4 separate regions of the Homo sapiens genome follow, and all the other regions are linked to region 1. The links are chromatin loops, found by intact Hi-C in ENCODE. Cell type or tissue: mammary epithelial cell. All regions are shown on one strand.

Evidence for each region. A loop is a pair of places that touch in the nucleus more often than their neighbours do. Peaks named below come from ENCODE experiments on the same cell type or tissue, not always from the same donor. Only the 100,000 strongest peaks of a DNase experiment are listed, where the experiment ranks them.
Region 2: a loop joins it to region 1, with 32 times the contacts of the local background. A loop is called at or near these places in 3 of 110 quality-filtered maps.
Region 3: a loop joins it to region 1, with 8 times the contacts of the local background. A loop is called at or near these places in 4 of 110 quality-filtered maps.
Region 4: it touches region 1 in a loop (22-fold over the local background); 10 of 110 quality-filtered maps call a loop at or near these places.

The regions. Positions count from the first base shown.
Region 1 is chr5:8,839,270-8,847,269 of GRCh38, forward strand. It overlaps LINC02199 (long intergenic non-protein coding RNA 2199), which reads left to right and starts at 463. Exons shown (of 3, transcript NR_109932.1): 1 at 463-689. LOC101929307 (a long non-coding RNA gene) reads right to left here and starts at 5,222. Exons shown (of 3, transcript XR_007058687.1): 1 at 4,449-5,222. In mammary epithelial cell, a CTCF peak has its summit at 3,860; no DNase peak of the experiment used is centred here.
Region 2 is chr5:8,336,571-8,344,570 of GRCh38, forward strand. LINC02226 (long intergenic non-protein coding RNA 2226) reads right to left here. Exons shown (of 6, transcript NR_039984.1): 4 at 611-725. Among named protein-coding and RNA genes, the nearest start is that of LINC02226, 120 kb to the right of the region's middle. In mammary epithelial cell, a CTCF peak has its summit at 4,385 (motif pointing right); no DNase peak of the experiment used is centred here.
Region 3 is chr5:7,924,298-7,932,297 of GRCh38, forward strand. It overlaps the pseudogene LOC100422730. Among named protein-coding and RNA genes, the nearest start is that of MTRR, 59 kb to the left of the region's middle. RefSeq lists an enhancer at 4,043-5,242. In mammary epithelial cell, a CTCF peak has its summit at 3,665 (motif pointing right); no DNase peak of the experiment used is centred here.
Region 4 is chr5:8,752,078-8,760,077 of GRCh38, forward strand. It overlaps LOC101929307 (a long non-coding RNA gene), which reads right to left. Exons shown (of 3, transcript XR_007058687.1): 3 at 4,327-6,173. Among named protein-coding and RNA genes, the nearest start is that of LINC02199, 84 kb to the right of the region's middle. In mammary epithelial cell, a CTCF peak has its summit at 4,618 (motif pointing right); no DNase peak of the experiment used is centred here.

The sequences.
Region 1 (8,000 bases):
GAACTATTAATTTCTGGATTCGGAAACCAGAAACAAAACTTTGCCTTCTTTACAGATAAGGGGGACACTGTATCATCTGCTGTCCGGTGTCAAATGTCACAATGAATGGTCTGTTCTCCCCTGTGAATTTGTTCTGTGGTCATAACTGTATACAGGAATCACTTTGGAATCCTCAAAACCCCCGAGCCTTGTGTTAAACCCCACGAGTATTTAGAGTTTTACAACTACGAAGCTGAATGTCGAGAGAAAAAGACAAAGATTCCAAAAAAATGGTCTCAAAGTACCTCCTTGTTTAAGTTGGCTGCCAGGCAAATCAGCTCATCTCCAGCAGAACAGAAGCCGCCTTTTCAGGGAAGCGTGGCAGCTGCCGGCGAACACAAAGCAGCTCTGTGATGGTTGAAGCCAGCAAAGAAAAGCGCCCCCTCCGAGTGGAATCACAGGAAGGAAACCTCCGTGGGCAGCAGGAGCAAGTGCAATCCCTGGAGACGAGTCGAAGGGGCCCGAGGCCCCGAGAAGGGCAGGATGCGATGCTGGGTGTGTGACCTCAGCCATGGAAGGGCCACCTGCCACCGGGGGGCTGGGCCGTCGGGCCTTTGGTTGTGGAGGGAAAAGAGTGGCCACTTGCTGGAGCTGGGAACGTGCAGTGATGAGCACTAGGACAAGAGGACCGTGACAAACAGACATAGAAGGTAAAACTGCCCGAGTACAGGCTGATCCACAGACCTGTGTCCAGGGAGAGGCCTCAGGATGGATTTGGAAATGCAGGACAGGTTCATGAAATCCTCACACACCTGCCACATACTCAAGGAGGGTGCTGTTTACTTGATTGATTGTGCTGGTCCTGAACATCTGACATGATTTGTGGTTATAAATGGGTGTTTGCCGTTAACTATAAGTATCTTGGAGTAATTTAACAAACAACAATAGGTATTGGGGCAGGTCAGCGCGTCTCCACCTGAAAGACAAAGGAAAGCCGTGAACGCAGGACCAGCAGTTGTGGCTCACGGTGAGAGGTGACAGCGTGGTAGCATCCCTTGCTGGCTCTGGGCGCGTCCTCGGCCTCGGCGTCCGCTCTGGCCGCGCTCAAGGAGCTCTTCAGCCCGCCGCTGCGCTATGAGGGCCTCTCTCTGGGGCTGGCGGAGGCCGGAGCCTGCTCCCTCTGCTGGCGGGGAGGTGTGAAGAGAAAGGCACTGGCTGGAGCCGGCGCTGCGCGCGGCGCTCGCGGCCCAGCGCTTGGGTTCCAGGTGAGCTCCGGCTCTGCAAGCCCCGCACTCGGCGTGGCCGGCCGGCGCCTGCTGGGCTTGATCGGAGACTGAATCCCTGCGTGGACCACCGTTCCCTCTTCGCGGGATTGTTGGCCACCATAGCCGATCTCCGTCTCTTTCTCTCTTCCCCTCTTTTCCTCTTGATTGTCTGGAACTAGCTCCCTCTGGGCTGCCGGATTACCCGGCCCGCCAAGTTCCGCAGCGAGAGCCAGTGAGAGATGATGCCGGCTGGGCTTCTGGGACGGTTGGGGACTTGGAGAACTTTTGTGTCTAACTAAAGGATTGTAAACGCACCAATCAGCACTCTGTGTCTAGCTAAAGGTTTGTAAATGCACCAATCAGCTCTCTGTCAAAACGGACCAATCAGCTCTCTGTAAAATGGACCAATCAGCTGCCTGTAAAGCGGACCAATCAGCAGGATGTGGGTGGGGCCAAATAAGGGACTAAAAGCAGGCCACCAGAGCAGGCCGCTGCAGCTTGCTCGGGTTCTCTCTCTGCTCTGTGGAAACGTTGTTGTTTAGCTCTTTGCAGTGAATCTGGCTGCTGCTTATTGTTTGGGACTGTGCCACCTTTTTTTTTTTTTTTTTTTTTTTGAGACAGATTCTTGTTCTGTCTCTTAGGCTGGAGTGCAGTGGCGTGGTCTCGGCTAACTGCAAGCTCCGCCTCCCAGGTTCACGCCGTTCTCCTATTTCAGTCTTTCCGGTAGCTGGGACTACAGGCGCCCACCACAATGCCTGGCTAATTTGCGCCATCTTTAAGAGCTGTAACACTCACCGCTAAGGTCTGCAGCTTCACTCCTGAAGCCAGCCAGACTACGAACCCTTACTACGAACCCATCAGCTGGAAGGAACAATTCCAGACAATTCCACACAGGAGGAAGCAACAACTCTGGATGTGCCACCTTTAGGAACTGTACCACTCACGGGAAGGTCTGCAGCTTCACTCCTGAAGTGAGCAAGACTACGAACCTACCGGGAGGAAGGAACAAATTACGGACACACCATTCTTTAAGAACTGTAACAAACCCGCGAGGGTCCGCAGCTTCATTCTTGAAGTCAGCGAGACCAAGAACCCACTAATTCCATACGCAATGGGTTCATTTCTTTTTTTTTTTTTTTTACAAAAGTCTTCTCTGTGCTGACTTAAGGGGACACTTTGTGTCACTTCCAGGGAAGGATGCGCTGGGGTCCCGACATTCTGTCAGGGTCCAAACACCCTCGTTCCTCATCCAGGGCATGGAGCACCTGAGTAGGATGGAACATTTGGGAAAAACCCCACCTCAGTCCCAGGCCCGGCAGCCTGAGGAGATCTAAGGCTGGCTGGGCATTCGAGCTGTAAGAGCAGGGAGTGTTTACTGCACCCAGGAGAGGTGATCAGGACACAATTTCACTATTTCTGGTTGTTTTAGAATCAGGTTCCTTTGTCTCCTTATTTTACCTCAGTTACATTTTCCAAGATCCTAGGACTCACAGAAGGATGCAGTCGGTGGGGGCAGAGTGCTGTACCAGGGCCTCCAGACATGGTTTCTAGACACTGGCTCATGTGATGGCACCAGGGCCCCCAGCCATGGTTTCTAGACATTTGGTCATACCATGGCCTTGGTTGATGACCCCATCCATCGGATTTCATCCTCCTCAAAACGAAACAGAAGGTTTAGCCCAGCAGATCTCTGGAGTCTGTGATTTTCAGATGAGAGCCCAATTGATGGTGAAGCATAACAAGAGTACGGTTGATTTCATTCCTTCAGCATTCACTTATTCCATGTGTGTGTAAAGCCTGATCTGTGTTGGAGAGCTCAGCATGCAGACATGACGTGATGGAGCTGTGGCTCTACAGTTACCCCTCACCATAGTAAACAGATGCACAATTACTTTTGATTATGTTCGTGTAATAAAGGTAGTTAAAGTTCAACATTTATCAGAAAAACATATGAGCTCTGACAGTTCATAATTTGACATCATTTAGAACCATGGCCATAAAAGAGTCTGCAGGCACAAAGCCCGTGTCAAAAGAAGAAGGAAAGTGATCAGGTGTCTCTTACTACAGGTCCTTTGCTTATGACTTCCAGAGATTCAGTATAATTGTGCATCAGATAAACGGGCTAGAATAAAGACTCATAACTTCTTTGTCACACTTTTGACAGCTTATTAAGCTCTAAGACAATTATGGTATTTAATTCATTGATTAGGATATGTAAATTATACCCCCAAACCTGAGCCTTTAATAGAAGCATGACAAATACCGCTGTCACTTGCCATATCACATTTTATGTGAGGTGCACAGTCAGAAAAACTGAGGTTACAGGAGTTTAGTTCATCTTCTCAAATTCCCCCAGTTGCTGATTGGTGTCTTTGAATGTCATGCTCTGGTTTTTCTGGCTGAAATATTGGTCTTTTGTTAAAACAAAGGACATCAGCTCCAGTGCGGCTCGTGCACAGGACATGTTATGTCCGGGTGAGCATCGGACCTCCCACTGATGGTCGGCCCCAGCAGCATAGCATCTTGAGATGAACCCCACCAGCTCCCTCACGGCAGCTGCTCCAGCAGCTGATGTTCAGTTTCCTCACTGTCCAGCTCTGCCCTGTGCTGCCTCTGCTGCCCTCTGGCTTGCAAGTTTCTCTCTGCTAGTCTATTTCCTGTCTGTTCTACTGGAGGCATCACCTGCTATCTGCACAGAGTGAACATGGGGTGACTGTCACTTGATTCCATAAGCAAATGTGGAGGGAGAGACCTCACTTGACAAAGAATATCCATACTCAGCTATTATTAGATCATCATGGAGAGAATCAGAAGTCAAGGGTAATTGTAAGTGTCCCAAAAGGTCAAGTTTGAGAACCACAGTCTTGCAATAAACAGGGAGGAGCCCTGAACAGATCAGCATTTGTTGTGCTTAATTTGCCTGAGGCAGCTGGTATGATGAAGTGTCCTGGAGGCTGAGGCTTGAGCAGAGCTCTCACCCCATTCACTCCAGAGGGGAAAGGCAGGCGAGGTGGGGGAAAGGCAGGCAAGATGGGGGAAAGACTGGGACTGCGCCTCCTGTGCCTGCTGTTGGGGCGCAGCAGAGTCCTGAAGGCATGGCTCCTCATTCCCAGTTGAGAACCCCTTTGGCCTCCCTGGGACCCTGTTCCTGGCTTTTCGTTCCATCAGTTGGAATGAGAATGTTTATCAAAGAATGGTACTCACGTGGCTTTCAGATGTCCTTGAAGAAAAGCTGCTTTCTCCATTGTATTTATTGCAAGAGCAGGATCACTTGAAACTTAAAGCTGAAGACTGACACGAGACTAAATTGCACAAGCCATTTCATTCCCAAGTGTCCCAGCAAATACACATGTCAAGTGATGTGAGCAGCTGTGTGTGTAGAGCTGACGCACGTCCTCTCCAACCCTTAGTGCTCCTGTGTGCTAATGAAGGATGCTGAACGCAATCATTATGGTAATGAGGAGGTGGACAGTGCAACCTCCCCTTCCCTCTGTGTTCAACAGCTTCCCACAGGGCAGGCCCCACACGTGCTGAGGCTGAGACCCAAGACTGGTGACTCAGCAGAGCAGACGAGCGTGTGTGTGTGTGTGTATGGATAGTGTCTTTTTGTCACAGAGAGAGGTTGGATATGTGTGTTTCAGATTTCTAGTGCATGTTTGTGATCCTGTGTGACTGTCAGTGTACTTTTGTGAGTGTTTTGTGAGAGTGAGGCCATGTTTGGTGAAAGAATGTGTGACTGTGTGTGTGTTCTGCAGGACGCAGGAGTAAGAAGGGGATGGAGAGAGCCTCTTACAGACTCCCCGGGAAACATGGGCACTGGAATTTCACCCAATCCTTGCATACACATCTTGTTAAAGCCCCACAATGCTCTAAAAAGCTTGGGAAAGTGATGTGGCAACCCTTCAAAATGAAAAATTAGATCCCTGTAAACACAGTGCTCCTAGTGTTCCTTCTCTTCCTTGCCCTGCAGGGCCTTGATCTTGGCGTTGCTCTCAGCTGACTGCATGGGTTCCGTTATCCATGGAAAGAAAGCCAGCTAGAAACAGTTGAGCAGATCTTCTCTCTTTCTTAACTTTCATTTGTCAACCCGTCTTGGCAGTTCCTTTATACTTTCATCCTGATTGCTTCGGGTGAATAACTTTAAAAAGAAATGATTTGGAAAAGTCTGTTTATTAATTTTAGATTCTGCTTTCATACACCCATTAAAGCAACTTAAGTAACAAAATCAGCAAAAAAGCACAGAGAGATTTCTGAATTAGCCATTTCTGTTTTGCCCTGAAGAAATCCCCCATAACTGGGCACCGAGAGGTTGTTGGAAGCTCTAACCAGGGAGCTTGGCTGCCATATGTTGCCCTTGCAGGAAGAACATTCCTCCATCTCCTCCGGAAGTCCTCCTCTGGGAGGTTTTGCTGGGCTGCCAGGCAGAATGGGGAGGAAGTGGGGAGCAGGCAGAGGACAACGGGTGGCACAGCCGCCTCTTCTGCCAAATCTCTCTGAGGAAACAAGTGGTGACAGCTCATGTCCCCCAGACAGCTTCTCTCAGTCCAGGACTTCCTGTCTAAGAGGGAATGCATTCACTTAGGGAGCAAGCAACCATACAGTAACAGGAAGACAGATGCGATGCTGGAACATTCCATGGATGAGAACCTCAGTTAGCGAGTCAAGACTCAAATCTGCATCTTCAGGCTTTCATCTTGAAATGAGATTCGAGTTTTTAAAATATTGTCATCCCATATGGGAGTGCTTATCATTAAGTTTTTTAAGAAATTGTGTCTTATTCTATGAACGTCCAAGTTCACATTAGAAAGACTATTTACTACAAACGTTTGAAACCCAAAGAGCTGTCAGTGGTAGCAAGTCAATGTGGGCGCATTCCTGAGACAATACAGCTGAGTTACAGCTGAGCTATGGCCCTAGGTAAACAAGGGCGGAGACCATTTTACCCTCTACCCGGGCCTCTGTCTTTGGCCTTGGTCTATTCTGCTGCTCTATGCAGTGGCCACTACTGCTGTTGTGTTGGGAGATGACCTACAGGGAGAAGAGTCAGAGCTGAGTCAGGAACCTCTCACTCTGACAGATTGTGATACAACTCTGTTATTCCAAAGTATTGGCTGCTTTTTCTTTCAGGAAAAATGCAAACACCAGTCTTTCATTCATATTAATAGATACATTAATATGTGTAATATGTTTTGATGTCATTGAGCCTATTGAAGAATGTTGCTTATGATCTGTTTCTGTGCGGATTTTCATTTTTGTGATCTCCATGGCTTTCAAATTAAAGCCAGAGCCAAAGAGAACATACCCTGTAATACTTTAAAATGCATTTTAGTGTTCTTTCTGCCATTTTAGGTGCTTGAGATATTTTCACTTCCACAAAAACAGCAATTGCAGCAGGTACTCTTGCCCTGAGATTTTCTTAGTGACTCAGGGCAAGAGTACCTTCTTATAGTAACCTGTAAATGGTCTATCTTAATCACCTGTAGATGGCCTATCTTAATCTTCCTACACCAATACCCATGGGCATGTACTAGTTTTTCTCCAGCCTCAAAAGACAGTCCAAATTCTTTGCTGTTTGGTGTGTGCTGCAAAGAATTGAGAAGGAAAGAACAAACTCAAGATTCTACAATCAGCACTGGAGTATTTTTATTATTAGTTTACGTAAGTTCAGATCATGAAAATTCCTGTATTGCTTTCTGACAACCATGTTTTATATCCAGTGAGAAATGTATCTCTTTCAACAATGCTGAGAACAAGTTGAAGTGTCTTTGATTTTTTTCATTCATTAAACGGAAAGCAGGTTGTTAGCTCTGAACAAATGCTGAAACTAATCACTAAATATTTTGTTAAGAGGAAAAAAAAAGTCAGACTTCCAAAGTGGTACATTCAGGATTCATGAGATCTAGATAAAAACAAGTGACTTTAGTGAAAGCTAGGGCTAAATTTTAAAATGTGTGTTCTGACATGGTAGAAAAGATTTTGGTTTTTGAATGTTTGGAAAATATAAGTACAGCCTGTGTTACCGTACCAATACAAAAGCTTGAAAAATCTTTTTAAAATCTACAAAACAAGCAAATTTATAATTAATAAATCATAAACTGTTATTTTTACATATCTAAATAGGGATATACTTATTTAAATATAATTAAAAATAAGAGTATTTATTATATTGCTTAAATTAAGCACAACTATTTTAGTTTTGTTTTCACTGGTCCCATATTGTTTTGCACAACTTGATATTGGCTCTTTGTTCTGAAAAAAGTAACTGACTTTGAAGACTTCAGAAGATTAGTTCAGAAGAATCTTGCCTATACTCAGAAAACCATTGTCTCTGAGGCAAATTTACTACTCCCAAGCATACCCCTTCTTGCTGCTGCATTTTAAGCCAAAATATAAGGTTGCTTAGTAGAAGGTGAACTGTACTGCTTAGATATTCCAATTGCTCTGTAACAAAAGAAGAATGAAGTAAATGTAGGTATTATAACTGTTTTACTATTGCTGCCATGGCAGATTACCACACACTTGGAGGCTTAAAACAACAAATTTATTGTTTCCTAATTTTATAGAGCAGAAATCTAGGTAGCTTGGCTGATGTTTGTGCTCCTGGTCTCAGAAGTCTGAAATCAAGATGTCTACAGAGCTGTGTTCCTTCCTCGAAGCAGTGGAGAATCCACTTGTAAGCTTATTCTGGTTGTTGGCAGAAATCACTTCCAGGTGGATGTAGCACTGAGGTCCCCATTTCCTTCCTAGCTTTTTGGG
Region 2 (8,000 bases), 500 kb before region 1:
ATAGTCATCAAGAAATTTGGAAAACTCAGAATTCCTTAAATTGCAGGTCTATTATTTAGGATAACCTGATTTCAAAGCTAGATAATTTATTAATTTTCTATTTTACAGAAAAGGATACTCTTGAATAAACCCGATTATATTAGATACTGAAGGTTAATTTTTCCTGAGTTTCAGTGCTGTTCAAATTATACAATGGCTAACCTGGACTGCAGGTGAAAATCGCCAAGGAATACTTAAAAAGCAGCACACCCTGCCCAGTGTGAAAGGGCTTTCTGATGATTGTCGTGTGCAGCCATGGCTGAGAGCATCCCTGGCTGGGCTAGCACTTGTGCCTCAATGCAGTGCTCTCCTTAAGTATTAATCGAGTGAGCTCAGTTGTTGCCAGAAAAACATAAGTTGGACTCAGGAGAGCTTCTCTCTTTCAATTTACCTAAGCCTGCTTTGTTTGATGCGTTAGTCAGCCAGGAGATGTAGACTGGTGCCTATGAAAAAAAGAAAACACTCAGAGAAAATGACAGCTCACTTAGGTCTCTGGCGTGAATTGCTGCTTTAAAGAAGGAGAACAAATCTTTTTTGGAATCCGAAAAGCAAATTGCTCATCTCTGCTTACCTTAAACAAACAAACAACTAATCCTTGTGTCTCTGCAGTATTTGTAATATTCCCTTTTATTTCCAAGGTCCTGTGTGCCTCAATACTGTACTGTAGACAGGTGCTGTCAGGCCATCTTCCAGGCAAACATGGAAAGGAATAGTGATCAACAGTCAGGGGTACTAATCAACATAGGCCAAGAGCCCCAGCGATTTTCATTCTGCGTTCTTCCTGCTTCTATTTTTTGAAAGTTTGAAATGTACACACTTTATGTAGCCTGCACTGTGGAAAGGCCATCAGTGTTAGCTGCTCAGGTGGAAGGACACAGAGAATGCCCTGCTTCCATCTCCTTCTTTTCCTAACTGTGTGATGCTGAAAAGTTCCTGACTTGCTTGCTGAGCCTCTATTTCCTTCTCTGCAAAAATATGGCTACATGTGTCTGTGAGGGCCAACTACCAAAAACGAAGAAACAAAAATCCAAATATACTACCTGGCACATAGTGGAAATAAAAGATATTATATTATTACTCTTTGCTAGTATTATACCTACACTTCATTTTCAATTGTAAAAAGCATCACACTTAAGCTAGTAACCACTATTCCTTAGGGAACTGTAGTAAACTGACCCTTGATCATCTTCAGGATAAAAGACTTAGCATTGCATCTGTATCTCTTTGTGGTCTGCCACCATGTACTTGTAATACCCACTGAAGGATATTCTTAGGTCCAACTAAATTAAGATGTGCAGAATCACCACGAGCCATGCTTGGCACCCACTGTGCTTACACAGGGCAGAAGCCACAGCATGAGTGTGAAGAGACAGCTCTCCAAGGAGTTTCTGCACGTCTTGCACACACACCTTCTGTTGTGACTGTCTTGTCAAGCACGATGTGTGACGCACTGGTTATCCATGGATGGCCACGCGGTTCCAATGCACTCTGCAATGTTGCTCTAGGATAAACAATGGGATTCTTTTCAACCTTTCTCCTTGAAAGCCAGTGTGATTCTGAGGCTTTTAGTAGAAGACACTTGGGACTCTGCAAGAGGAAAAGACTTCCTACAATTCCAGTGTGGAGCGAGGTGAAGATGTAGATGTGAGGACCTCAGGAGGGTCTGCCACAGCCACAGTTAGGATGTGGTCTTTCTGCATCCTGCAGACTTGGCCTGGTAATAACCTTTCCACAACCATCTTGACCAAGAAACCAGAATCCCCCAACATCTGCCTGATTCCAAGGCCTCCTGACTGTGCTGATGCCAGGACTCCCTCTGCAAGTCTCCATGTGGCCACCTGCACCTGAATGTCACCTTCTGTCCCTCCTGCAAACCCCTCCTCCCACCACCACCACCTTGTGAAATCCATGTATTGGAAGGCTCTCTGCCTCCACCAGCACCCAGGATCCCACTGCCTGCCTGTGCAGATTGCTGTTCATTTGCACTCCCTCCTGCATGGCAGAGAGGATTCTGATATTTTCAAAAGCAACTCCAGACCAGCTCCAGCCTGGCAACACTGAAAACTTCTCCACTATCTGCTGGTTAAACTATGCCTTTTTCAGTGAGGCCTAACTCCTTCTGAGTTTGTTCTTCCTTGGGTGCTCTCCCTTAGCCTTAGGGCACCATATAGAGTTTTCTTATGTTGTATAGTTAGCCTTTAATCAAATTTAATAATTCTTTTTATTAAACATCTCCTTTTTAACGGTGGTATGATTTGTATCTCATGACTGGATGCAGACTACTACATCTAGCAAAGAGAATTGATAGACAGAGACAGTATCTAGCTCTGGAGCAGAAGATGGGGTTGTTTTGCCACCAATGTAATAAGATAATGTAAAAGTTGGGCAGATCTGCTTGCTGCCCATTATTTAAAAAATTGATGTTTCCTGAGCTCTGGGTTTATCAGCTGTAAGACAAACTCTCCACCTCTGCATGCACAGCATCTACCCAGACCCACCTGTGATGCCCCTTGGGGGCTGGAGGATTCAAAACCTGTGTGAATATGCAGGTAATGCTTCCTGCTGTGCCTTGATGAAAATGAATCTCTTTGTCTCTAACCTAGAACTCTCATATCCTCTGCCAGCATCTACACAACTGTGAAAGGATAACTTCTTAGTTTGCAAGTAGAGGAAATTTTCGGAGACTTCATAATTCTTGACAGCAAGCAAGATAGAATCAGGGGACCTATGGGAGCTCTTGCATCAGTCTCTGCAACTGTTTCAGCAGTCAGGTGGGCATTCTTTTGGCTGCTTTCTACCCCTGACTCATGTAAGAGCTCAGGTGCAGAGAGATGAGATTCATATATGAGTGGAGGTTCCTCGCTGGCCTAAAAGCCTCATGTTGCACAGTAGCCAAATGTCTTACAATTCCACAGTTACAGCTTCCAAGGTCTCTGTAAGAACATGCCAGCACCAAGAGTCACCACACTCTGGGAAGCCCATAGCTCTAGCATCTTGCCAGGCATTTATTTAGTTCTCTTAGGCTGCAGAAATTTGCCAGTCAAGGGTCTTTTTCCCCATAATCAATATTGTCTTTTGATGTCATTGAAATTCTTCCTTTATCTAATTTCCACGGAAATAGAGTTAGAAAGGTAATTAAAGATGAAGTCCTAAAGCCAAAGGAGAAAAGATCATATTAACTCCATACTCAGATTGCCTGTTCCACATTTTCTTTTTTAAGTTGTGCACATCAAATTCTGTTTTCTCTATTTTGTCAACCTTTTCGTCAACTTAATATACCAAATTATCTCAAACCTTTCTCTCCCTGAAATGCCCTTCATACAGACCCTTTGTTTACCTGTCATAATTAGCATGTATCTTCAAGGATAATCTCTGGAAGATGGCCGACTAGACGCAGCCAGAAAGAGCATCTCCCACCAGGAGAGACTAAACCACCCAGTAGACAGGTACACTCTGAACAAATCCTCAGAAAGAAGGCATTGAGAATGGACAGAGGGAGGATGCAGACCCTGGGGCTGAAAGGGGAGAAAGGTGGGAACTGTGCGCAAGGTTGCTGAGCACTGGGACTCATTCCTGGCTGAGGCTCACCATAGTCCTGTAGGTGGCATTAGCCATTGTTAGAGGCCAGACCTGGAAAGAGCAGGGCTGCCCTTCCCACAGATTGGGGCCAATCTGATCTGAAGATCCCTTGTGTGCCAGCCTCCCCCAAGAGCCCTAGCTGGCCACACCCCTTTTCAGCACAGCCTCAGCTGCTCTGCTGAAACAGTTGACAGAAGCTACTGTGCCATAGTTCATTCACTGGCAGCCCCTGCCTTCCCCTCAGAGCGCTTTGGCAGGCAGATCCCTGCTGGTGTGCACTCATCTACAGCCTTCCCCTGCAGGAGCACTTGCAGCCTTCTTATAATGCTCCACTACCATGCACAGCCCATCCACCACCCTGTTGGTGCACACATGCCTGCTACCCCCATGCTTCTCTGCCAATGTGCACTCACCCACGGCTGCCCTGCCACCCTACTGATGTGCGCTTTCCTATACCCCCCAACCACAGTGCGCTCTCCCATGGGCCCCCTACTACCTTCCCACCGAAGCATTTTTGCTGGCAGCTCCCATTGGAATGTTATGCCAACAGACTGAGAACACATCAGCCCCTCCAGCACAGAAGGTGCTTGACCTTGAAGGGCCAGAGAACAAAGAAACAGGCCTGGTCCCAGCCCCCCATCAGGGTTGGAGCAGGCAGCCTGGGAGCGCTGACCAGAACCTTGCTCCCTTGAAAAGATTCAGAAATGAAACCAATCAACTAAATGCAGCTTATACCACAGCCAAGCCCTAGAGGGCACCAAATAATATTAAAGCAAAGAGCCCCATTTAAAGGATAGCAACTTTAAAGGTTAAAAGAACATCAGCCCATATGGATGAGGGGAAAAACAAAACAAAACAAACAAAAAACACAGTACAAGAATTCTGGCAACTCTAAAAACAACAATGACTTTTTACCTCCAAATAACACTAGCTTCCCAGCAATGGTTCTTAACCAGATTTAAGTGGCTGAAATGACAGACATAGAATCCAGAATCTGGATGTCAAGGAAGCTCAATGAGATACAGGAAAAGGTTGAAACCCAATCCAAGGAAAATAGTAAAATGATGCAAGAGCTGAAAGACAACATAGCCATTTTAAGAAAGAACCAAACTAAACTTCTGAAAATGAAAAACCCACTACAGGAATTTCATAGTGCAAATGGAAGCATTAATAGAATAGACCAATCTGAGGAAAGAATCTCAGAACTTGAAGATCACTTCTTCAAATCAACACAGGCATACAAAAAATTTAAAAAAAGAATTTTTAAAAATGAACAAAACCTCTGAGAAATAGGAGATTATGTAAAGAGAACAAACTTATGAATCATTGGCATTCCTGAAGGAGATAGAGAGAGAGCAAGAAACTTGGAAACATATTTGAAGATACTGGCCACGAAAATTTCTCCAACCTTGCTAGAAATGTTGGCATGCAAACTCAGGAAATTCAGAGAACCCCCAGAGAGACGCTATACATGATGACCACCCCCAAGATACGTAGTCATCAGATTCTCCAAGGTCAATGCAAAAGAAAAAATAATTATAAAGGCACCTAGAGAGAAGGGGCAGGCCACATAAAAAGGGAATGCTATCAGGCTAACAACGTATTTTCAGCAGAACCCTTATTAGCCAGATGAGATTAGAAGCCTATATCCAGCCTCCTTAAAGAAAAGAAATTCCAACCAAGAATTTTATAACAAGACAAACTGAGCTTCATAAGCAAAAGAAAGATTTTTTTTTTTAGATAAACGAATGTTACAGAAGTTTTTACCACCAGAACTGCCTTACAAGAGGTTCCTAAGGGAGTGCTAAACATGGGAATGAAAGACGGATACTGGCCACCACAAAAACACACTTCAGTACATAGTCTGCTGACACTACGAAGCAACTCTACAATCAAGTCTACATAACAGACAGTTAACAACACAGTGACTAGATCAAATCCTTACATTTCAATATTGACCTTGAATGTAAATCAGCTAAATGCACTATTTAAAAGGCCCAGAGTGGCAAGTTGGATAGAAAAGAACAATCCACCTGTGTGCTGTCTTCAAGAGACCCATATGATATGCAGTGACACCAATAAACTCTAAGTAAAAGGATAGAGAAAGATCTATCAAGCAAATGGAGAACCAAAAAGAGCAGGAACTGCTATTCTTATTTCAGGCAAAATAGATTTTAAACCAACAATAATCAAAAAGGACAAAGAAGGGCATTATTTAATGATAAAGGATTTATTTCAACAAGAAGACCTACCTATTCTAAATGTATATGCACTCAACATTGGAGCATCCAGATTCATAGAACAAGTTCTTAGATATCTCTGAAGAGACTTAGATAACTACTAAATAATAGTGGGAGATTTCAATACCCACTGACAATGTTAGACAGATTGTTGAGGCAGAAAACTAACAAAAATATTCAGGACCTAAACTTGACACTTGACCAAACGGACCAAACAGAAATCTATCTAATACTCCACCCAACAACAACAGGGTATACAGTTTTCTCATCAGCACATGACACATACTCTAAGACTGACCACACATACATCCATAAAGCAATTCTCAAAAAATTCAAAGAAGTGCAATCATACCAACTACACTCTCAGACTATGGCACGATAATAATAGAAATTAATACCGAGCAGCTTTCTCAAAACCATATAAGTATATAGGAATTAAACAACCCAATCTTGAATGACTTTGAGGCAAAGAATGAAATTAAAACATAAATTTAAAAAAAACTTTGAATCTGATGAAAACAAAAATGTAATATACCAGAATCACTGGGACACAGCAAAGACAAAGTTAAGAGGAAAGTTTATACTGCTAAATGCCTACATCAAGAAGTTAGAAAGATCCTAAATTAATTATCTAACATTATACCTGGAGGAACTAGAAAAACAAGAGGAAGCCAACCCCAAAATTAACAGAAGAAATAAACAAAATCAGAGCTGAATGTAACAAAATTGAGATGTGAAAATCCATACAGAAGATCAATAAAACCAAAAGTTTATTCTTCATAAGAATAAGCAAGATCAATAGACTACTAGCTAGATTAATAAAAAAATAAGGTCCAAATAAATACAATGAGAAATGACAAAGAGGACATTACCACTGAAGCCACAGGGGGGAAAAAAAACCCTCAGAGACTATTATGAATACCCCTGTTAACAAAAACTAGAACATCTAAAAGAAATGGATAAACTACTGGAAACATACCACCACCCAAGAATTAACCAGAAAAAAATTGAAATTCAGAACAGACTAATAAGTTCTAAAAATGAATCAGATTAAAAAAACCTGTATTAGTTCATTTTTACACTGCTATAAAGCACTACCTGAGATTGGGCAATTTATAAAGAACTGACGTTAAATTGACTCAGTTTTACATGGCTGGGGAGGCCTCAGGAAACTTCTCATCAAGGCAGAAGGTGAAGGGGAAGAAAGCACATCTTGCATGGCAGTAGGAGAGAGAGCAAACGGGGAAGTCCCACACACAAATTAACCATGAGATCTTTTGAGAACTCATTCATTATCATGAGAAAAGCAAGAGGGAAGTCTGCCCCCATGATTAAGTCACCTCCCACCAGGCCCCCACCCACAGCATGTGGTGTGGGGATTACAATCCGAGATGAAATTTGGTTGGGGACACGAAGCCAAACCATATCATTCTACTTCTGGCCCCTCCCAAATCACATGTTCTCACATTTTAAAACCAATCATACCTTTCCAGCAGTCCCCCCAAAGTCTTAACTCATTCCAGCATTAACTCAAAAGTCCAGGTCTAAAGTGTTATCAGAGACAAGGCAAGTCCCTTACACCTATGAGGCTGTAAAATAGAAAAGCAAGTTAGTTTCTTTAAACGTACAAAGGGAGTACAGGCATTGGGTGAATGTTCCCATTCCAAATGGAAGAAATTGGCCTAAACAAAGGGGCCACAGGTCCCACGCAATTCTGAAACCCAGCAGGGCAGTCATTAAATCTTAAAGCTCCAAAATAATCTTTGTTGATTCCATGTCTTATACCCATGTTATGCTGGGATGGGCTCCCAAGGCCTTTGGCAGCTATGCCCTTGGCTCTTCAGGGTGCAGCCCCCATGGCTGATTTTACAGGCTGGCATTGAGTGCCTGTGGCTTTTCCAGGTGTACAGTGCAAGCTGTCAGTGGATCTACTATTCTGGGTACTGGAGGATAGTAGCCCTATCCTCACAGGTCCATGTCATAGTGTCCCAATGAGGACTCTTTGTGGGGACTCCAACCCCACAGTTCCCTTCTGCACTGCCCTAGTAGAGATTCTCCATAAAGTCTCCACCCTTCCAACATATTTCTGCTTGGACATCCCGAGGTTTCCATACATCCTGTGAAATCTAGGTGGAGGTTTAC
Region 3 (8,000 bases), 910 kb before region 1:
TACTGGTGTGTGCCACCGAGCCCAGCTCATGACCCATTTTCAATTCTCATCTTCCAAAAGAAAAAGATTTCTGGACTCACGGTATGGTGTGTTATGCTTGAGGGCTAAAACACATAGGAGATGTCCCATTGCTGGCAGCTTCCTGTGGGTTTTGTATTTGGGATGGCAAAGAGCATGCATAGGCTCTTGAAGAGGGACTTTATTTGTTCAGGTGACTTCCTTTGAGCTCTCCTGGATTAGTCCATCTCTGCAGGAAATGGGACAACACCGGCTTTGATAAAACCAAAGAGCTGAGGCAGAAACACTGCCCACCACTGCAGGCACAGTCCGGGCTCCACAGCCGGAAGTGTGCATTTTTCTAGGCAACCAGCACAAGCATGGGGACTTGGCTGAGGCCAGTGCTGTGATTTTGGCCTGAGGGGCAGTGCTGGGCAACTTCCCTACATCCTCCCTCAAGGTATCCCTGACCAAAAGCAGATGTACAAATAAACACGCATAAAACCTGAAGTAGAAATATTCAATACCTGGCTTAATATTATAACTTTTAGTCATAAGCTTCTAGAACTGTAAGTCATGTACAAATAAAAACTACTTAGGTATTTTTAAAGACAAGCATTAATGTGACCATCCCTCCATATTCTTTGTTCTCCCAGAAGAATCTGTAGCAAGATCCAGGACTCAGGAGAGAGGACATGTGGAGGTCAGTTATTTACCTACTTACTTTCTGATATTTTCTAATGATTTCTTTTTTTAATCTTTTATAAATTGTTTCTTTGTCTTGTGGCCAAAATTGAGACTGGAGACACTCCGTGGACCCCAAATGCCATGTATGTTAATTATAAATGTGTTATTCAATAATTGATGGCTAGATAATACCTAGTTGAAATATCACTGGAGTGAAACAGAATTGAAGCATTTATGTACATTGGCATTGCAGCTCCATGACGGTCAGTGCCAAGTCTCTAGTCCTCTGGAATGAACTCAATTTTAATGGAGCATGAAGATTTACCTACATATTAGAGGCATTCTACAACCTTGGATGAAAAAAAGAAAAACACATTCTCTGCTTCAATTCCATAATAAATTTGGATTTTTCAGTCGATGCCATCTGTGTGCCATGAAAGTGCTCACCTATGTGTCAACTGTACTTGGAGAAGAGGGGCTTACTGTTAGCAACACAGATGCTCTGGTTGACCCTGTCTGGGCTAAAAGGTGGGAGTTTTTCAAGGGCCTTGAGCACCAGGTAAATGACACATACCCCATTTCCATCCTAAAATGCTGCTGCTGTGTGTCAGAGCCAGCAAGGCCAACTGATTACCCAACTCACGTTGATATTGATCAAACTTACAGAAAATTTAATTACTCTATAATCTTCAGAAATGATGTTTTAACTCTTTAGGCTGCTGCTATTGACACATCAACATAATAGGCAGATGAGAGAATGGATGGATTTTATTTTAGAACTGACAGGTTAAAAACAAGCGATTATCTGACAAAGCTGCTCTAGGATGCTTAGGGAGACAATGTAGACTTTCTTCTGTTTATTGAAAAATCAGACTTTGCTTAACCAACAGGATGGTTTCCATCCCTGCTTACTGGCCGATAATGGCAAAAAAAAAAAAAAAAAGCCACGTTGAAAAGAAAGCGCCACACCAAGCAGATTCAAAAACGATTTAATGGGCACTATTTTTCTCTATGCAGAAAATGTGCTTCAATTCAAATTTTTCATCTTAGAGAGCTATTTTTAGTTGCATGAGACACAAAGACTATATAATCATCATAAAGATGTCAGCTGGTCCCAGCCTTTCCCAGGCACCTGCTGGAATGATTCATTTGACTAATGGCACAGTATCTGCATATGGAGACCGTCATGCATCTGCCCTATGTTATAATGAAACATGAGTTATCAGTGCAGCAGGAAGTATTTCCTTCGGTACAAGGCATTGACCCTGAGAGTGCTAACAGCTAAAGTACAGAGAAGTAAGAACTTGTGTGAAATCAGCTCTTGCTTATCTAAGTACAGCTTCAGTGTTACAGTTAAAGTCCCAGTGGCTGCTGGTGGAATGCCCCCTGGATGCTTCATCCGGTTGTCCCAGGTTGGGAGTTCTCCAGCCCTAGAGGCTTCATGACTGAGTCAGAAAAGGCCAAAGATTCTGAAACCACTGACCAACTAAGCTGCAAGTGAAAAGTTGAGGTGGTTGTCAGGGAGTGGGTGATGCTTGTGGAATGTTCTAGTGCTGTCGTCTGGGATGATCCAACCCTTAGTGCTGAGTACATTGGGCGCCTGTGCTGGGAACTGCATTGCCCACTGGGACTTCAGTGGTCAGGAGTGTGTTGTGAGTTCTGCCTGACAGCGAGTCAGAGAGAAGGCAGCCTCCCTTCACAGTGTCTGTGCACCCAAGGGGGCAGATCCAGCTCCAAAGTCCTGGGTTCCTGGAACATGGTGTCTAGAACAGCCAAGGAGCATGACTTAGAGGGAAAAGCTCAGGGTTTAGGGACAAAAAGGGATAGTCAACCTCTGCCAGTAGCACAGATGAGGTCTTGATGGCATCTCCCGACCTGTGGCTCAGCTTCCCATGGGGCCTCTTGGCCACTGCAGGGTTACATGAGGTTCAGGACGGACTCAGGCAGAGCCCTGGAGACCCAAGCCTGGTGGGAACTCAGTGAAGAGTGGCCGAGTGACCCTTTGACATCAAACCCCATGGCTGGCGCTGGCAGGACAAAGTCTCTTCCAGGTGGCGGGGGTCACGAGCACAGGGAAGGTGGGTTGGAAAACCCCTGGGGAGGAGGCTGGAGTGGTTAATGTGCAGACACCCCTGGCCTCGGGTGCAGGGGAAATCCTACAGGCCCTTCCCCTTGTCCTGAGATCCCTGAAGGCTTTGCTTTGCAGCCAGGTGGACTTGCCTGCCATTGCAGTGATGCCCAGCAAGCATTTCACGTCTCTCCCTGGGCTGCTCCTGTCTGTGGATAGGCTTCTCACCCTGCTACTCAAGCTGAGGCCCCTGAGCTAGGGCAGCCCTTCTCACATGCCTGCCTTGTTCTGCACCCAAAGGCTGAATTGTTCAGGAAGGGAAGTAAGGGATGGGGAAGGGAGCCAGTACCACTTTGCTCCTGTCCCCCCAGGGTTCAGTGTGTTCCACATGATCACGTGGGGCTCAGCCTGCTGGTCTATACCTACAGTAGCAGCACCAACAGCAATCCCACAATGCGACTGTCGTCCACTCCGTCTCGCCTACCCCCCTCAACACCAGCATAACCAACCACACCAACAAACTGGACAAGTACGACTCGGTGGAGGCCATCAAGATAAGGAGTTGGCAGCATCAGCAGCAGCCAGGTGTGCACAGAAGGCAGGTGGACGCGGGGACTTTCAGCAAAGCTCCGTGGGGGTGGCGCTGGTGGCGGAGTTGGGGACAGGTAAGGGTTCCCCTTATGAAAAACTGCCTTTCTAGCTTTGGGGCGCCTGTGAAACCATGGCGTGTCACCTTGGGCACATAGATTATAAAGGAACAAAGGAAAAGCAAGAAATAAAGATCTGCCCGATGTTGGGTAATTGTCCAATGTCCAGCTCTGCCTCAGCCCAAACCGTGGCTTCCGTGTCCCAAGGGTCAGAGAAAAGGCGGCAGGATGGAGGGGAGGATGTCGCTTCAGCACCTGCCTCTAGATGGCAGCCTGAGACAACTATTGTATCGCTATCAATTACACCTTCAGATCTCTTTCCAGGGCAATAAAAGTGCCTCACATACTGTAAGGCAGCTTCCCATTTCTGGTGTGAGGTGGCGTGTTCTGTATTTTTTCCCCCATTGGACAATTAAATCCCTAGTTTTTAAAGCAGAAATTTTGTGTGGAGGGCCAGCCTCCTAGTCCGCAGGAAGAAGGGCTGCGAAGGACATCAGCTTTGGACTCAGCTGACCTCAATCGGGTCAGACGCTCACACCCTCTAGGCCTCCATTTCTTTATAAGCTGGGGATAACGACCTTCACTTAGAGCAGTGTTGTGAGGATTTCATGAGGTAATTTCTATAAAACGCCTTCAACAGTGCATGACACTTAAGTGCTCATGAAATTGGGGTCTTGTTTGAGGGATTTCATGTGGTGGTTATAGCTGGAGGCTTGAAACAGGACGCCCTACAGCCATTTCTTACCAAAGTGGCGCCAGGTGAGGTACTTGGCCTCCTGTGTCTCAGTGTCTTCATCTTTCACACGGATGAAAGGCTGTGTATTTCCATCTTGCTGTAGGGTTTAAATGGGTGAACGTGCTCAGCAAAGGGTAGCTGGTAGTCTTACTTGTGCCTCCACACAAGGCTGCAAGGGAACCTGAAGAGACATGAAAGGCTGCGTTCAACCTCCCCTCTCACAGCTGTGGATGAAGGGAATTCTTCTGAACTAGGTAAACCAAACATGATTTTTTCATTCATTTGTTGATTGCCCTTAAAATCCTTAGGGAGTGTTGTGATTTCCCCTCTGTTGTACCCACGTCATCTCCCTTTGTAATTAAAGTTTCTTCCTACTAGTTTGCCTGTACTCCCGGGGCCTCTGGTTGAACTGGGGTCAAGAATCCATCAGCTCCTCACATGAGTCAGGTGAAAGTCCTGAAGTGAAGCATCGTGAATTACTCACACAGCCCTCACGGCCCCTCAGAACTGGGCTCCCATAGGTGAGGAGGAGAAAGAGCAACTCGTTTTACAAGGAGCTCCCACATTCTCCTGTATAAAGAGGTCTTGAGAACTTTCCAAGTGAACTTCCAGGACAAAAGAAATGGGTTTGGCTACATGTGATTCCAACATCAGTGCTGGGTGGTCACTCCAGGAATCTGGATGGTCATTTAGCTGGTGCTAAGTTCTCTCTTGGGATGTGGAGCCTTTTGAATTAATCAGAAGTCTTGCTGCCACGTGAGCAGACTCTAGTGGCACTGACCTGTCCCCTGATCATTCGTAAATCTCTCAGACCCCTCCATCACATGGCTGGCCTATGCCAACCGTCTTCATCATTCTCCAGTCATCCCAATACTTACCCTCCACCTGTGAGAGTGTAACGATTTGAAATTTCAGCTTACTTTAACATCATGAATGAGGAAGATTATATCCAGAAATAGGTACAATAGTCACTTTTCAAACAAACTGCACATGGAACAAATGAATAGTAATTCAGACATTTGGAATATGAGGAATTTAGCTGAAGAAGGTCTTTCAGGAACTCTTATGAATGTACCTTTCTGTGATAATCAGAAATCTACTTATATGTCTACAGAACTCCACGGGGTAATACTTGGTAACATTCTAAGTGTCTCTTCATTGGAAATGAAGCATTTGCTGAGTTTCTTGAGTTTGCTGTTACAATAAATAATGCTTAGCTTCTCTTGAAAATATTGTGGCAAAAGCAGAAAAATAGACTGGAAGACATAGAAAAATATTTGCCAATTCAGTTACTAGATGATAAGTTCTTATTGAAGTGAATAATCTGTGGTAAAACACCATGAAAAAGCACATTTTAGCATCACAGGACTTTTGGAGAGAAGTTGAGTCGTAATGTAATAGTCTCTCAAAGTCTACTTATTGAGTATTTTTTTAAACATTTTTTTCCTGGAGTTTAATAATAAAACGATTCTAGGGGAAAGAAGCAAATACTTCAAGCCACATCACAGAAACACCTCTTCTAATGTCTGCTTTCTGGGTCTCGATCATTCTGATGAATTCCAGTGAATTCCAAGAGCTTTTATATTTTTCATCTCTCATAATTTCCCATTGCCCTAAGTATATGCTCAGTGCCTCCCCACGTTTCCGAGGCTTCAGAGGTGAAGAGTGATATATTGCAAGCACACTTCAAGCCATGAGTGCCCATCCTTGCCAAAAATCACATCCTTTAAATGCAACAAGAATTACATATGGCCGAGTGACAATTCAGTCTATAATACAGGAGCACAGCTGGGGGAGCCATGGGAAGCACTGCAGGTCACAGCGTGAAGTTGATGATTGTGTTTCGCCAGTTTCCTCTAAGAAGTGGATTGTTTTCTTGAGCTTTTTTTTTTTTCTTAAGTAATAGTCTTATACTTTTGGAATAGTCTTATTTTTATTTGAAAAAGTCTTTAGGAACAAGACATCTTCTCACTTTTGATTGAGAATATTCAAGATGTTTAATTCGAGGTAACAGGCATTTAGTCTGAGAATCCATTCCCCTCATCCCCGCCCCAGGAGTGCCTGGGTTCGTGGCATTTGATAAAATGAAGAAAATAAATGTGACCACACAGATATTCACCATGGATCTCCCATGTTCCTCTGTCTGAATAACACTATGGAATTCTTGGAAGCAGCTTGTGTGTTTTAATCTTGGAAGCTCAGGAATTCCACCTGGTCTGCACCTGCAGAAGCTACAGTAGGCACCCCACCTTGCTGCTGATGCAGTTTCTGTGCCATTGCTGGTGGAGGCAGCGGAGCAGAGGCGCAGGCACAATGAAGCGGGGACGTGTTCTGCAGATTGCTGCTAAACTCGCCTTATTCTGACTTTTGGATTTCATGACATTCCAGGGAGCTACCTGCCATGCTGTTGGCCTGGAAGCCCACCTGACTGGTCCATAGTGACGTCCTGAAGAGCCAGTCTGTAAAATAACCAACAACTTGTTTAGCTTTTGGATAGACTCCACACCTCCTCTTTCTCTGCAAAGAAAAATCTTGAATATTTATGGATGACAATTAGGGAAAGTATTGAAAATAGTGAAATATAATTAAAAACAACATGTATTTTTCATGTTATGAAAAATATTGAAAGAACTGATATTAATGAAAATTAATATTTTATTTTCCATCTCCCCAGTGTAACTAATTTGTGGCAATCACCCCCTACCAAGAGCAGTAATGCTGTGTAAAGCTGGCTTTCTGGAGTCCGCTGGATCCATACGAAGTGTGATCCCTGGTTTCCTCTGTTACTTGCTGCATCCAAGCCAGGGGAGCAGGAGATGCTCAGCTCTGGTGCCTTTGATTTTATGTCAGTGCTGCCTTCCTGCCTGCTCAGTTCACCCACCCCCGTTTCCCTCCGTATGGAGGCAACAGCATTTCAGGATGTACCTTGGGGTGTCAGGGTAGCTGCAAGTAAGGGTTTTTATGATCCTCATGGTCTCATTGATACAGACAGGAGACAGGGAAATACTGGATAGAAGAGGGTGGGTTGCTGGCAAAGGCTCCACCCTCAAGCCTGAATACCTGTGGCCCTAAGTGAGAACAGGCATTCCTGTTTTTGTGCCCAAAAAGCTGCCTTTTGGCCCACCATGCCTTCTATCCTATACCCTTATAAACGCCAAACCCCAGGCTCCAGAAGCAGGTGAGAAGATGAGGAGACAAGCCGATAAACAGCAAAATGATGCAACAGAGAAAGAGAGAAGAGGAGGAGTCTCTGAATGCCAAGAGGAGCTTGGCTGTGGATGGTCAGAGAGGAGTTTAGCTGCTGGGTGGCCAAACTCTAGGAGAAGATCCCACTCTATCCCCCTTCCAGCTCCCCATCCATCCTACTGAGAGCCACCTCCACCACTCAATAAAGCGCCCGCATTCTCCACTCTTCAAGTCCCTGTGTGACCCAATTCTTCCAGGATGCTGGACAAGAGCTCAGGATACAGAAAGTTGTCACACTGTCCCTCTGCCCTTGCAGAAAGGCAGAGGGGGCACAGAGCTGGTTAACACTTAAGCCGTCTGCAAGGCAGAGCTAAAAGAGCATTGTAACACTGGGGTTGCAGGCACCCACCCCAGATGCTACTGTGGGGCCAGAGCCCAAAGCTCTCACCCCAGCTCCTGCACCTTCCCGTCTGTGTGGTCCCCCTCCCGTAAGGGGGGTTTGAGCTCACGGCGGTGGAACAGAGGGCAGCACCCCTGTGAGGGGATTGCATGCCCTGTGAGGGGAACCAGGGAACTCTCCTGTCTTGTTATCACTGATCATTGATAAGCATTTCAGAGTGGGATAACATCATTCATAGAGGTTCCCAAAAAGAAAAAAAAAGAGATACATTTCTCACAA
Region 4 (8,000 bases), 87 kb before region 1:
AACCAAACAAAGAAAACAACATCCTAGATGCTATCACAGTCAAGAGGAGCCTGAGGACTAAACGTAATGTGATATCTGGATGGGATCCCGGGAGAGAAAAAGACATAAGACGAAAACTAAGGAAAGGCCAAAAACAACGGAAACAATTACATGAAGTAATTTGAGTTAAGAATGTGCTATTAATTCTTATATATTGGTTGTAATAATTGTAACATACTGTAATGTAATTTATAGTTATTATTAACAGTATGCAAAACTGAGCTTGGGTGTACAGGAACCCTCTATATTGTCTTTGCAATCTTTTTCTAAGCCTAAAACTATTCTAAGATTATGGTTTATTACAAAAAACGACAGCCTCTTTCATAGTATTTGTGTGTTTTCTCCTTGTTATTTGTTATATAATCTGTTGTTTTAAATCATTGGTTTCCCAATTCTAATCTGCTGGAGAATCGCTAATATCTTTTAAAAATTGTATTAATAGTTAGGAACCTTGCACTATGTTGGATTTCCTTATAAAACTATATCTACCCGGATCCCATACTGAGAGATTCTAATTTATTTGCTTTTGTGTGTGCTTGGACAACAGGATTTTTAAACACACCCTAGAGATTTCAGTGTACAGCCAAAGCTGGGAAAATCTTCTTTTAATAATCCACATTGCAGATGTTGTTAGCATGTTCCCCACCTCCTCAAAATGCAAAGAGCTGATCAATTGTATCAGTGTCTCTAGAGATGCTTGTTAAACATGCAACTTCCTGGTTTACATCCAGAAGTCAAAATTATTGTCCTTTACTGGCCAGCAGGGTGCCTAACAGAGAGGAAAATACATTTTAAAATGAGAAGATAATGAAGGAGGAAGAGAAGGAGGCAAAGAAAAGTAACTGAGAACTAAATGTGACTGGGTTGATGATTATTTACCTGGCATACATACTTTCAATATTTTTGTCATATTAAATTCTCACAACAATCTTTGTAAGTTAGTTTTGCTATTCCCACTTTACAAATGTGGAAAGAGACTCAGTGATGCTTATCAACTCACCCTGAATCACTTAGCTAGATAGAGTTCAATGCACTTGAGTATAGAGAGTGCACACACACATACACACACACACATAAACCCTGTTATCTCAAGGATACCAAAATACAGAGATGCTTTAGTCCCATATATATATTTGCATATAATATGTGTGTAAGACACATTTTCTCATATCTTTTAAATCCTCTCTAGATTACTGATAATATGTAACACAATATAAATGCTATGCAAATAGTTGTTATATTTTGATGTCTAGAGAATAATGACAAGAAAATAGCCTGTACATATTGAGTACAGATGCAACCATCTATTTTTCTTTTTCCCATATTTTTGACCTGGTTTAGGGAACCCATAGGTCTAAAAGGCTGAGTGTATGTTCTGTCTAAAATAATGTTCTGCTTAATATAACCATAAAGAATGTGGGTATTCACTGTGTATTTTCCAGCTGTTCATGTTTCTTCTGTTTTGCCAGGAGTTTCTCCTGGAGCACCTACAAAGAAGTGCCAGAGTCATGGGATTCGTACACATCGGAGTGGATCATGCCATGTTGGGGCAGCTGTTTCCATAGTGATGAGTATGTGGGTAGATATAAGGAAATGTTGGTATGCAGATCCCAATATCAAACTCTAATAAATGACTAGGAAATAATATTGCTGAGAAGTCCAAACTCCAAAGTGTGAAATGAAAACATTCAATGATGCTATAGTATACCTGGTCACAATCTGCAAATAAGAAACATCAGGAAAATACACAATACAATTTGGAAATATCATCCAGTGGCATACTGTTTACTTAGGAGGAGCGTTATAGTACTATTTAGTTTATCTGTACAGAAAACATGAAGAGAAATTTGTACTAAGAAGAATTAGGAGGCATTCTTCGACAACGAAGAGGAACACACCATATGTTGAAGGAAGAAGCTGTTTCATCGAGGAGCATCATGTGTTGCTGTATTAAAGTTAGATAAAGGTCTTCACTACAGACGGTGAGAGGGAAATTAGTGGGGCAGGCTGCATAAACAGCCTCACAGCGTGGCTCCATCACAAGCTCTGTGAAAGCCAACAGGAAAGAAAGCACAATCCTATGGTGGATCTTGAGGTAAGATTCAAAAGCTCTCCGAATTTGCTAATTGTTTTTTCGTGGAAAGAAAATAATCTCAAAATGAATGAAAAGAAAGCCAATTGGGAAGAAGGGTAGTTAGGGAGAATGTTAGAATAAGAGAAATGAAAAGAAAACTTCATTTTAAAATAGAAAATTTGCATTGGTGGAAATGTTTTCAGAAGATAATAAATGCTAAAGTGCTTTTATTTGCTTCATTTTTATAATTTTTATTTTTAATTGACAAATACTCATATTTATTTATGAGGTACGATGCAATGCTTTATATAAGTTTACAATATAAAATGATTAAATCAGGCTAACTAATCTATCATCTTACATATTTATTAGTTGCAGACCAGGGGTTTCTGGATCACTGCTATGTGTGTGTGTGTATATATATATATTTTTTTTTCTTTTTTTTTTTGAGACGGAGTCTCGCTCTGTGGCCCAGGCTGGAGTGCAGTGGCGCGATCTCAGCTCACTGCAAGCTCCGCCTCACGGGTTCACGCCATTTTCCTGCCTCAGCCTCCCGAGTAGCTGGGACTACAGGCACCCGCCACCACGCCCGGCTAATTTTTTGTATTTTTAGTAGAGATGGGGTTTCACCATGTTAGCCAGTATGTTCTCCATCTCCTGACCTCATGATCCGCCCATCTTGGCCTCCCAAAGTGCTAGGATTACAGGCATGAGCCCCTGCGCCTGGCCTGCTATGTGTATATTAATGTGTGGTCTTGATCTTGAACTGAGGCTCTGAAAGGGTATGACAAATACTGACGGCCATCTGCCAACTACAGAGCTGTGAACTGTTCACTCATTAACAGTTTATAAACAACAAGATAACATCCTCCAACTTATCTTCCTGCTCTAGCAGAGGTGGGCAGTGAGGATAACTGTTCAGGTCCCCTCTTTGGAGGTCTGGTGTCATGAGCATGAGCCCTCCTGCAGGGCACTCCAGGACAGCTCTCCCTGTGCCCACGGACAGACCACCTCAGGGGCTGCCATCTAAGCTTCAGATGGTGCGGAGCTCTGAGTGTGTGTGTGAGTTTAAGTATGTGTGAGTATGTATGAGTGTGTGTATGAGTTTCTGAGTATGTGTATGTGTGAAAGAGAGAAAGAAAGCAGCAGCAACTGAGAAAGAGAGAGAGAGAGTGACTCTCTAGTCATCAGCTGTGATGGTGAAATTTATGTGTCAAGTTGACTGGATTGAAAGATGCCCAGAAAACTGGTAAACTTTATTTCTGGGTTGTGAACGTGTCTCTGGAAGAGATGGGCACTGGAATCAGTGGACTGAGTAAGGAAGATCCACTCTCACCTGTCATTCATAAGAGCAGGCATCATCCAGTCCCTGGAGGAATCCAGTAGATCAAAAAGGTGGAGAAAAGGCAAATTTACTCTCTCTTCTTCACCTGGGACACCCATCTTTTTCCCTCAGATATTGGCACTTCTGGGTTCTGGGCCTTCGGGTTTGGATTTGAACTACACCACTCACTTTCCTGAGCCCCCAGCTTGCAGGTTGCATACTATTGGGCTTCTCAGCCTCCATAATCATGTGAGCCTATTCTTCAAAGTAACTCTCTTCCTTTCTATCTGTCTATCTATCTACTTACCTACCTATCAATCTATGTATCTATCTATCTACTTACTGACCTACATATCAATCTAATGATCTATCAATCTATTAATCTATCTTTATCTATCAATCTATCATCTATCTACTTCCTACCCATCAATCTATTAATCTATGTATCTACTTATCTACCTACTTATCAATCTATTGATCTATCAATCTATTAATCTATCTCTGTCTGTCTATTGATCGATCTATCTACCTACCTATCTACATCCTATTGGTTCTGTTTCTCTGGAGAACTCTGACTGAGACATCATCAATGTCTAGTTGATTTTGTCTAATAAACAGCTTCCCTTCAGTTTTGGCTCCACTCTGTCTTCAATTTCTGGCCCAAGTTTCCCTAGGCCCCAACATAAAAGAATATTATTGACCCAATTGACCCACTGTGATAATTTGTTTAATATATTCAACAATTTGTTGAAATAATAAAAGTAATAACACTCACTGATCTACTGATTTGAACTGCTAACCTTACCAGACATGTGCCATGGCTTGTCTATCCTCCTAGATGTTGTGTAAAAGCATTTGAGAAAATAATGTATAAAAATCACACAGGAAATGTCATCAGCTATTTATTACTAAACTTTGTTCAGGTTAGATGTTTATCGTAGTTCACAATGCTGATTTGAACAAAAAGGCATCCAAGCCAATAGAATGAAATTTAATTTGTTAAAGTAAGATGCTTTATTCTTAAGTATTTATATTTAATATGCCCCATGGAATTTTGAACTTAAATTTGGTGATGGTAAAACATAAGTCACTTTAGATGTCAACATTTTCTGGAAGAAGAGTGCCAAGCATGATTGCCCATGTCACTTGGTGTTAGGTGACATTTTTGTTCCAGCAGGTGGTGCCATCAGAGCATGAAGGAAACTCCATTTTAAAAGGAACTTAGGCAGTGGGGACTCTTAGAGTCATCGGAGGCAAGAGAAAATGTCCCAGAGCTTCTGTGGGTCTGAAGGTTCATGTTTTAAATGTTCCTATTGTAGATTTTAAGAAAGTATGTAATTCAAAATTTTTTAACTTGTATTTTAAGTTAGGCATACATGCGCTGATTTGTTATATAGGTAAACTTGTGTCAGAGGGGTTTGTTGTACAGATTATTTCATTATCCAGGTTTTAAGCCTAGTACCCATTAGTCATTTTTCCTGATTCTCTCTCTTCTCCCACCTTCCACCCTCCAAAATACCCCAGTGTGTGTTGTTCCCCTCTATGTGTCCATGTGTTCTCATTATTTAGCTCCCACTTATACGTGAAAACATGCAGTTTTTGCTTTTCTGTTCCTGCATTAGTTCTCTAAGTATAATGGCCCCAGCTCCATCTATGTTCCTGCAAAGGATATGATCTCGTTCTTTTTTATGACTGCATAATACTCCATGGTATATGTACCACATTTTTTTAAATCCTGTCTATCACTGATGGGCATGTAGGTTGATTCCATGTCTTTGCTATTGTGAATAGTGCTGCAATGAACAGACACATACATGTGTCATGATTCCTTTGGGCATATGCCCAATAATGAAATTGTTGGGTGGAGCACAGACTTAGGGTCCTGAGACCCTTAAAGAGTAGGAGTCAAGTCAAAGAACTTTATTTTATGGTTGGTTGTGATAGAACTTCTTAATGTTGTAAAGTGTGGAAAAACAAACATTTTAAACAATGTTTTCCTTGTATATAGCCCAAGACAGGCTAAAAGCTTTCCTCATTTTGCATTCTGAACTGGAATGGAGGGACTGACTCTGGGAAGTCCTGTTACTTTTAATGGATTGAATGTTTGTGTCCCCCTGAAAATTCATATGTTGAACCTCAAGACAATGCCATTTGGAGGTAGAAAGCCTTTGGAAGGTGATTAAATTTAGATGAGGTGAGGGGGATGAGGCTTTTATAATATGAGTAATGCCCTTATAAGCAGAGGAAGGGACACCAGAGCTTCGTCTCTCCTCTATGTGAGGACACACCAAGAAGGTGGCCATCTGCAGGACAAGAAGTGGGCCCTCACCAGGATCAAATATGCTAGCACCTTGACCTTGGAATTCCCAGCCTCCCAGACCTTGAGAAACAAACGCCTGCTGATTAAGCTACCCATATATGATATTTTCTTACAGCATCTGCAGACAACTATGGCACTGTTACATCAACTCAACACATTCTAAATTTAATTCACAAGTTTGCAGCCATCTTAGCTCCCAGATCAACCTTCTGTTCACCAGCAATTTCCTACCCAAATGAACATATTCTCAGGTACCTACTCACCTCCTTTCTTGCCTTTCTTTTCTCTTCTTCTTCCTGTTCTGTAATTCATTGTTCCACGTTTGCCTTTTTTCCTCTCCCTTCCCTCCAGTATCTCTTCTTACTTTCTTTTTCTATATCAATTATATCATTATACACTTTGCCCTTCATTATATCCTGGAGGATAAAAAAATTTTACTCCAATTTGGTTTGAGATTCTCAAAACACACCTTTGGTGGGTAAGAAATACATAGTCCCTATTGTCCATATTAGGGTCTGAACATCAGGAAAATGTTGGCTGTTGATATGGTTTGGCTGTGTCGCTACCTAAATCTTACCTGGAATTGCAATAATCTCCATGTGTCAAGGGTGGGACTAGGTGAAGGTCACTGGATCATGGGGGCGGGTTCCCCTATGCTGTTCTCATGATAATGAGGGAGTCCCATGAGATCTTATAGTTTTATAAGCATCTGGTGTTTCCCCTGCTGGCATTCATTCTCTCTCCTGCAGTCCTGTGAAGAGGTGCCTTCACCATGATTGTAAGTTTCCTGAGGCCTCCCCAGCCATGAGAAACTGTGAGTCAATTAAACCTCTTTTCTTTATAAATTACCCAGTCTCCGGTATTTCTTCATAGCAGCGTGAGAACGGACTAATACAGTAAATTTGTACCACAGACAGTGAGGTGCTGCTATAAAGACACCTCAAAACGTGGTAGTGACTTTGGAACTGGATAATAGGCAGAGGTTGGAACAACTTGGAGGGCTCAGAAGAAGACAGAAAGATGTGGAAAAGTTTGGAACTTCCTACAGACTTGTTGAATGGCTTTGACCAAATATCTGATAGTGACATCAACAATGAAGTTCAGGCTAAGGTGGTCTCAGATGGAGATAATAACTTTTTGGGAACTGGAGTAAGGTCACTGTTGCTATGCAAAGAGACTGGCAGCATTTTGCCCCTGTCCTAGAGATCTTTGGAATTTTGAACTTGAGATGGATGACTTAGGGTACCTGGCAGAAAAATTTTCTAAGCGGCAAAGCATTCAAGAGGAAGCAGAACATACATTTTTGAAAAATCTGCAACAGCCTGACAATTCAATAGAAAGGAGAAACCCATTTTCTGGGGAGAAATTCAAGCCTGATACAAAAATTTGTGTAAGTAACAAAGAGTTAAATGTTAACCATCAAGGCATGTCTCCAGGACATGTCAGAGGTCTTCATGGAAGCCTCTCTGATATGGTTTGGCTGTGACCCCACCCAAATCTCATCATGAATTGTAGCTCCCATAATTCCCATGTGTTGTGGGTGGGACCCAGTGGGAGATAATTAAATCATGGTGGTGGTTTCCCCCATACTGTTTTCATGGTAGTGAATAAGTCTCATGAGTTCTGACGGTTTTATAAGGGGAAACCCCTTTCACTTGGCTCTCACTCTGTCTTTGCCTTCCACCATCCATGTAAGTAAGACATGACTTGCTCCTCCTTGCTTTCTGCCACGTTTGTGAGGCCTCCCCAGCCAGATGGAACTGTGAGTCTATTAAACCTCTTTTTCTGTATAAATTATCCAGTCTCAGGTTTGTCGTTATCAGGAGTGTGAGAACAGACTAATACAGTAAGTTGGTACCAGCAGTGGGATGCTGCTCTAAAGATACATGAAAAAGCGAAAGCGACTTTGGAACTGGGTAACAGGCAGATATTAGAATAGTTTTGAGGGCTCAGAAGAAGGTAGGAAAATGTGGAGAAGTTTGGAACTTCCTAGAGACTTGTCAAATGGCTTTGCCAAAATGCTGATAATGATATGGACAATGAAATCCAGGCTGAGGTGGTCTCAGATGGATATGAAGAACTTGTTGGGAACTGGAGTAAGGTGACTCTTGCTATGTTTTAACAAGAGATTGGCAGAATTTTGCCCCTGCCCTAGAGATCTGTGGAACTTTGAGCTTGAGAGAGATGATTTAGGGTATCTGGCAGAAGAAATGTCTCAGCTGCAAAGCATTCAAGAGTGCTGC